Linked DNA regions of Homo sapiens: region 2 is linked to region 1. A link is a loop called in an ENCODE intact Hi-C map of the cell type or tissue named here. Cell type or tissue: prostate gland. All regions are shown on one strand.

Evidence for each region. Hi-C counts contacts between places; a loop is a spot of excess contacts. Peaks named below come from ENCODE experiments on the same cell type or tissue, not always from the same donor. Only the 100,000 strongest peaks of a DNase experiment are listed, where the experiment ranks them.
Region 2: a loop joins it to region 1, with 2.3 times the contacts of the local background. A loop is called at or near these places in 27 of 110 quality-filtered maps.

What each region holds. Positions count from the first base shown.
Region 1 is chr17:15,258,712-15,262,711 of GRCh38, reverse strand. It overlaps PMP22 (peripheral myelin protein 22), which reads left to right. Exons shown (of 5, transcript NM_000304.4): 2 at 1,951-2,062; 3 at 3,519-3,618. The coding sequence starts at 1,985. It overlaps LOC124903931 (a long non-coding RNA gene), which reads right to left and starts at 1,753. Exons shown (of 2, transcript XR_007065632.1): 1 at 1,577-1,753. RefSeq lists a silencer at 1,701-1,820. In prostate gland, CTCF peaks have their summits at 219 and 1,798 (motif pointing left); DNase peaks (open chromatin) are centred at 71, 1,821 and 2,161; H3K4me3 peaks cover 2,489 bases; H3K27ac peaks cover 2,734 bases.
Region 2 is chr17:15,348,858-15,352,857 of GRCh38, reverse strand. No RefSeq gene overlaps it. Among named protein-coding and RNA genes, the nearest start is that of TEKT3, 9.3 kb to the right of the region's middle. In prostate gland, no CTCF peak of the experiment used is centred here; a DNase peak (open chromatin) is centred at 1,547.

The DNA.
Region 1 (4,000 bases):
TTTAAGGCCAAGTGACTGTCTCCTGCCCTCCCTCTCTCCTGCCCCCTCTCCTCCCTGAGTCCCGCCCTCCCGCACACGCTGACCCAGGGACACACCCTACTGCAGCGACGCAAACAGGGCGTTGTTCCCGTTAAAGGGGAACGCCAGGAGCCTCCCACTGCCCCCTTGCTTCGCGCGCGCGCAGCCCCGCAGCGCAGCTTTGGCGGCGCCAGCAGCGGAGCCAACGCACCCGAGTTTGTGTTTGAGGCCACCCTGAGGATCGGGACAGCTGTTCCTTTGGGCTGTAAGTGATTTGGTGGGGAGAGTGAAGGAGATGGAGGAGAAATGTGGGCATCTTCCAGTGAGGGTGCCAGAAAGCGCAGCGCAGGCGCGGGGCTTTGGCCAGCTCCCTGGGGCTTCTGTTTAGGGGCACAGGGTCCCCTGTGTGTCCTGTTTCCCTCCAATGGGTCTTGGAGTAATACAACGAGGAGAGCCTTTATGGTCTATAAGACCTTACAGGGCAAGGGTGATGGTGCTGGTGTCTGGATAGCGGATAAGGGCGGCCCAGTTCTCGCCTTGCTGAAGAGGCGTTGACTCTGGGACACACTGGCAAAACAGTCCCTGTGGCGGACATCCCGAGAGTGTTGGACTCCTGTGGTTCCCCAGTTCCCAGCCTCCTGCCATCGGCTTAATTCAAACCCTCTGGGAGTCATCAGAAATCCTTGTTTATTTCTTCCAGTGCATTCCAGAGTTTCTTTGAATGTGATGCTTGTGGAGAGGAACAGAGGGGCCTGGGATTGGGTACTTTCCAAACTGGGTTATTGAAACGTTGTCTCCCTGGCCCAAGACTCTGCCTAAAATGGTCCCCAGAGTCTCAGCCAGATCTTTCACAGCCATGCATGTCCTCTAACAGGTCATCCCAGCCTTCAGTTCCCCCAAAGTTTAAAATGAGGGGCGAGGACCGCATTACTTGGGATAAATGTCCTGCCGGCTCTGACCGGCTGAAATTCTCGGACTCAGCCTTTTACCCTCTGTCTCTCTCTCCCGTCCGCTGGACATCTACTCCCTTCGGTCCAGGCTCCTGGGCTCCTGTCCCACCGCACCCAGACCGGAGCTCAGGCTTGTTGGGGTTCGTGTCCTGGCTTTGAGTGCCTGGGGTGCAGACTGGACCCCTAGGCGAGCACGTGGGTCTAGCGCAAGAGCAGAATGCCCCCTGACCCCAGGGGCTGCCTGGGGAAGCGCGCGGTGGACGGGAAGCGCAGGGTCCGGGCAACCCTCTCGAGCCATTCTTTTCTTTCCACACTACTCTGGCTCTGCACCACCTCTCCGGAGCCGCCAGAGTCTGCGCGAGGCTGAGCTGGGGCCAGGACCGTTCCTCTACGCTGGCAGAGTTGGGTGGAAACTTGGAGACAAACGGAATGCGGAGAGCACTGGGGTCTGGGAAACCAGCCTCCTCGCCGCTGTCTCCCCCACCGCATGCCACGGCTGTCTCCAGGTCTCAGACGGAAATCTGGGCACCTACTCCCCTCACCCCTACCTCCACCCCATAGGGGAATTCACCATCTGAACCGGGGTCTCGGAGAACGTGACCTCTCACCTTCCAGGGAGGTCGCCGGGAGGTGCTTGGGGTGGGTGGAAGCGTGCAGTGGCCTCTGCTCATATTTTCTGGAAACCCCTCCGTTCCCTGGGTGGTTTTAGACGTGCGAACCGCTTGTTTTGTTTCCAAAAGCAAAAGATGTTCCGTTGCAGGCGGGCCCGGCTGGGCGCTGGGCACTGGGCGCTGGTCCTGCAGGCGGCTGCTGCCCCCTCTCGGCGGCAGGCGGCGCGAAGGCTCCTGACCCGCGCGGGCGGTCGGGCTGCGGGCGCTGGGCCAGGCCGGGCCTTCCGCTAGTGCGCGGGACCCTCCCTCTGCGCGCGCCTCCGTCGCTCGGCCCAGTGCGTTCGGCCTCACGCCCAGCGCTCTCCTCGCAGGCAGAAACTCCGCTGAGCAGAACTTGCCGCCAGAATGCTCCTCCTGTTGCTGAGTATCATCGTCCTCCACGTCGCGGTGCTGGTGCTGCTGTTCGTCTCCACGATCGTCAGCGTGAGTGCCTGGCGGGGAGGCTCCCTGCGCGGCCCGCCCTTCCCCATCTGGGTTCCCAGCCCGTGCTCCTGCTGGTTCAGGACTGTGTTATTTGCAGACAGTTGGAAGTCTCAGACGTCCCAGGGAAGTTTCTGGCAATCTGCCCCCTTCCAGTTGCTTTGAGAAAACGAGAGCAGATTCAGTGATAGGAACCAAGCGAGCGCTGGGCTGGGTTAGCTGCGCAGGTCTCTATTTAAGCCAAGTAACTTCAGAGCCGATCTAGGGTCCCCGACCTTCATTTGACAAGATTGTTTAACTTTTTTTTTTCTTGATGCAGCCTCGTTGAAGAAGAGGAGTATTTATGATTTTTTTTTCTCCAAACCATAGTCAGATGGGTGAATTAATTTATAAAACACCCTTTTAGGACTTGAAATTGGAAAGTTAAAATGGGCTTTTCTGGAAAAGAGTTCACAGGTCCCATGTCGGCTTTATGGCATGAACACAACACATTGTTAGTAAAGCTTCCACTGGTAGGAACAGGCCATCAGAGTAACTTCTGTTACAAAACTGTCCAGCCCATTAGATCTTAAAGTTATTTTCTTGGCGATGAAGATGAGCAGACATTCAGGCAGTTTTCCAGTGGTGGCTTTCACTTCTTAATTTAAGGCACATTGTAAGCATGATTTTCTTTTTCGTTTTCTTTTCTTTTCTTTTCTTTTTTTTTTTTTTTTTGAGATGGAGTCTCCAGCCTGTCACCCGGGCTGGAGTGCAGTGCCATGATCTTGGCTTACTGCAACCTCTGCCTTCCGGGTTCAAGCCATTCTCCTGCCTCAGCCTGGGATTACAGGTGCCCGCCACCACGCCTGGCTAATTTTTTTTTTTTTTGTATTTTTAGTAGAGACGGGGTTTCACTATGTTGGCCAGGCTTGTCTCAAACTCCTGACCTCATGATCCGCCCACCTCTGCCTCCCAAAGTGCTGGGATTACAGGTGTGAGCCACCGTGCCCGGCCTGTAAGCATGATTTTCTAGTCTCTGTGAGAAATAATTATGTTGGGGATTTGTGACTTAGTTTAACATTTACAAGCATCTTCACAGTATCTCCATTGTGCCTGGTGATGATGATATCAGACTGATAGGAGCTATAAACAAGGAAATAGACTGAGAGAGGCGGGCTTGGGGAATGATCCCGAGATGCTGGGAGGAGAGAAGGCTTGAATGCAGGTGTCTAAGGTTGAGTTCATGGCTCCTTCTACTATAGTAAACATCTCTGCACATAATCGTTTCTGTGTGCATGTGGAACTTCTCCATTTACAAGGTGCTTTTAAGTCATAAAACGTTGGCTCTTACCATGCAGGGGTGGGCGGTGTGGCTAGGTGGATGCGGGTGCTTTTCGCCATCCCTGGGCCTTTCTCCTTCCCCTTTTCCTTCACTCCTCCCTCCCTCCCTGACTCAGGATATCTATCTGATTCTCTCTAGCAATGGATCGTGGGCAATGGACACGCAACTGATCTCTGGCAGAACTGTAGCACCTCTTCCTCAGGAAATGTCCACCACTGTTTCTCATCATCACCAAACGGTGAGGCTGGTTTTGTGCTCCATGAGCTTGTCCTCAGACGCCTGTAACACGTTTCTCAGCCCAGAGCTGGAAACGCTTATTGGAAGACACAAGCCAGAATGTCGTTGCTGGGGTGGGGTGGGATGTGACAGGGAGCCATGAGTCCAGGGAAAATGGGAGGGGTGGTGATCTCGCTGGGGAAGCTGAGATCCTGGGCATCATTGTGATTCACTCTACCTAGAGACATGCCCTTAGTGCCCTCCTGATCACTTAGGATAATGCTTTTTGTGATTGAAAAAAATATCGACCTGGGAGCTGTGAAGGTGGTATGATAGCTAAGCCTTTGGCAGACCCCCTTGGGACATTGGATCAAACGTGTATCTTTGGTTTGGTGGCTGTCTCT
Region 2 (4,000 bases), 90 kb before region 1:
CCCTAAACAGCATGCCTCAGTTTCTGGTCTAGCCTGATTCTTTCATCACTAGAACTAAAGTGCTTTCTTGAGTAAAAGACATTGAAAGACTTAAAAGGCAACTGTAAACTCAAGGGCTCCAACACTCCTAGTATATAGACTCTTCCCTCATTGTTTCTACTATCTGCTCCCCAACTTGATAGCCCCATCTTGGCTGCTGCAAATGAGAGGAAGACAGAAGATATGGAAGACAAAAGGAGGTTCAGCTGCTTTTTCTACCTCAGGTAAGAACACTAGTCTGCTTCCTTTCAGCTTTTTAATATCTCAAATAGATTCCCTCATCTTCATTATCCAACTTATATGAATGCTAATTTGGCTCCATGTTGCTTCTACTCAAATCATTATGGCCTCTTTGATAATTTTCAGGGCCCTTTCCCTAAATAATTCAGCAATAAATGGCCAGAAAATTAGGTCCCTCAATGAGGTGATTCCTAGCTTGTATTTTAGGCTTTTTGAGGACCAGAGACATCCCATTACCTTGAGTAATGAGGATTATAGGAAGGAATCACATAGAATTAAGAAATGCCATGGAAATGGGAGCATGTTTGCAAACGACAAAGTCCTTCAGAATGTAAGAAGGCTCCAGTGAGAGTTATCTCATTGCTTCTTGGCAGATCGAGTCGTGAATCTCAGCCAGAGTTTTGCAATATCAAATATGATGACTCAGTCACTCTCTATATGACTCAATATCAAACCCCATGAGAGAGAGGATCTGCCTAGGTTGGCACTTGAGCTATGCCACCTCAATCCACTGGCCAGTCCACAGAGGGGCCACCTTTGAGCTGGGTGTTTACCTGTGGTCCAAACATTCATGGCCAATAAATGGGGGTGGGGAACACACCACATAAAACATGGCCACTGTCTTAGGTCAGGTTCACCAGAAGAAGACTCCAAGGATTAGTGTGAAAGTGATTTATCAAGAAATGTTCTACTGGGAAAAACTGGGAAAGAAATGGGGAAGTAGGATCTATTATAGAAGGGAAGTTGGGAGATGCAGGAATGTGGTATCCAGCAAAGTCCCAGGAGGGTAACTTTGGTTCATTCCCACAGGAGGAGCTCTGGAAACAGGGTAGGTCATGCCTCAGAGGGTCACGCCTCAGGAGAAGAGCATCTGGGGTATTTATACCCCAGAACTCATTAGTCTTTGGTTATGGATTGGCCTGAGGCACAAATTCCCAAGCACTTCCAGGCTTTCTTGCCTAAGCAAAGTAGATTCTGGCAGCCTGAGGACAGTTCATCTTCAAGGAGATGTAAGAATAAGCATACGGGGAGTCTGTGCTCAGGAAAATGATCAAAGGGTCCGAGGAGACATGGGTTGAAGTGTGGACAGCGTCTGCTATAGCTTCGTAAAGAGATAGCTAGAGAGGCTTCCTTCCCCAGGGGCCCACAGTCAGCACGCACACCCTAAGCTGAATAGATTCTTCCCTATATAGCCTGACAAGCTGTGTTGGAAGCTTGCGCTAAGGTTGTGGAAGACTCAGCCCGCTATCTGCCACCTTCATCTCCACAGCCTGGCAACCTCATAACTGGCTGACTGAAGCGAACGTAAATTAGACAAAGACCAGCACAAATCAGACTCAAGTTAACACACGCCAGACTCTGGCTGTTTCTGGTTTATAAACAAAAGATAAACTATTTCCAACAATGTCAACAAAAATAAATTAACTTTCTTATTAAATCACTGAGAAATGACATTTCAAATATTTTATAAAAATACAGCACATCTATCTATATCCAACTCTGCTTTTGTTTCCACAAACTCTTGTCAGTTTAAAGATCTACACAATTTTCTCTGTAGCCCGTAAATGAAAACTTTCAGTTTTTCCTGGCTGGCAGTGCTTTTTCCTCTTCTGAGCTCCGAAGAGACTGGGTTTCTTTCTGATGGCTTTGACCACACCAGAGCCTGCACTGTAGGATTTTTGCCCACGTCCCACCAAATGTTAACCTCTTAAGGACAGAAACAGGGGCCCATTCACAGTGATACAAACATTTAACAGCTGAATCTCTGGGGAAAAATGTATGTATCTGTACATAATGTTTATTATATTTTAATGATATTAAACAATTCTTAGCTTATAATTTATAAATAGTAATAAAATATACAAATACTCTGTATTATAAATTCCATATAGCCAGTTGGTTTTTACAGAATTATTTTGTTGATTTTTGCCAAACTCTTGTATTTCTAACCAACCTGTAGTTGCAATTAATGAATAAGAGGAGTCCAACATGAATGTTGGTTGACAGCTCCGTTCACATTAACAAGACAAAAATGAAGATGTATATGGAAACTTTAATGACACGAATGACTTCTTTGCTGAATCAGATAATTATTTTCAAATAGTGGGAGAATGTAGCTTCAATTTGTGTGTGTGTGTGTGTGTGTGCCTGTCACAATTTCATGGCTACAAACAGGAGATACTTTAATGTGCATTATACTTTCCATCACTTTCTTGAGTTTAGACAATCAACAAAACTATAAATCAAGCCTTGCTTTGTGGCTATTGATCATTTCCATAATGTAAATACTCCCACTGTAGTCATTTTCAAGCTACCAATGTTGCTGATGTCAGAGTTGGGAAGAGATGCTCAGTAGTACATCACGATAAAGTGTTTCCATTATAAAGATACAATAGATGAAAATAAACTTCAAGACATAAAACAATAAAATATTGTGAAATAATTAGAAGGTGATAAATTTTGGGTATCTGTTGCCATTGTTTTAATATAATTTACTAAACAGTAAATTTATATAATGTAGTTTTTAATAAAGGCTGTGCTTAATGAGCTTGCAAAATTCTTGAAAATTTAACAATAGTCTTGCAAGCCAGTATGACCCAGTTCCAGTACACCACTGTCACTCACATTTCATAATTCATTGTCTTGCATGCTACTGAGAGTTACAAATTGTTCAGTGATTGCATGACTGATGGTAAATTAGAGATGTTGACTCTCTGATTCTGTTTGACATGCTCTGTCTTCCTCTTAAGAAGATTCTAACTTCTTACTAGTGGTAGTAGCTGAGCTCAAAAGGTAATTGTTCTAAACTAATAAAGGTCCTATTGGCTTATCTGGATGAAACACCATGTACCTCTGATAAGATATCAGCCTCCTTAGACCAGTTTGTGTCCTTCTGTTAGTAGTAGTCAATGTTTCTTTATAATACTCGGTTTCTACAGAATCATAGAGAGCATATTATAAATGCCCTCAGATCTTAAAATGTCAGATCTTTTTAGGTAGCCTTGGTATAGTTCCCCGTTTTTTAAATACATAGTACAAAATACAATCTATAACACAACACTATCCATAATCCAATGGTTACCATTTAATGACTCTTAACAACATTAAACCAAGCATTTTTCCCCACTCTAAGTATCCCATCTGTGTTTCTATCTGCTTCTTTAGGTTATAAGGATCTCCCTATAATGCTTAATATGAGTCATTTTTGTTGTTGATGATGATTAATTTATGACATAGGACTGTCGGTGAATAATACCAGGACCTTATAAGTGAAACTTTAAGGTTAAAGTTCAGGGTAGTCCCAGATGATACAAGAAAGTCTTCAGGCACGAAGACTGATTGATTGTCTAGCCATCTTGGCTGCTGGGGAGGTTGTTGATTACTCACAATGCATCTCACCTGATAACTCCAACCTTGATTTCTTTTCCCTTGAGTTACATTTCTCCCAGGACAAAAAGAGGAGCAGACAGTTCCTATAGAAATAGGTTCCATGCCTGATGGGCTCTCCAAGAACCATTTACAAGCGAGCATCCCAGCTTCAGTCTGTTTTCTGGAAAAGACTTCGATAGAGCATCTGATTCATTATCTTCCCTTCGGACTAGTGAGGCATTATTGTTTTCTTCTTATGGAGAGATCCAGTTGATCTGGGGGTTTGCCCAATACCACACCACCAGTAAGTTCCAGGAGGAAAGCTGGTCATTGTTTCCCAAGTTATGATTCT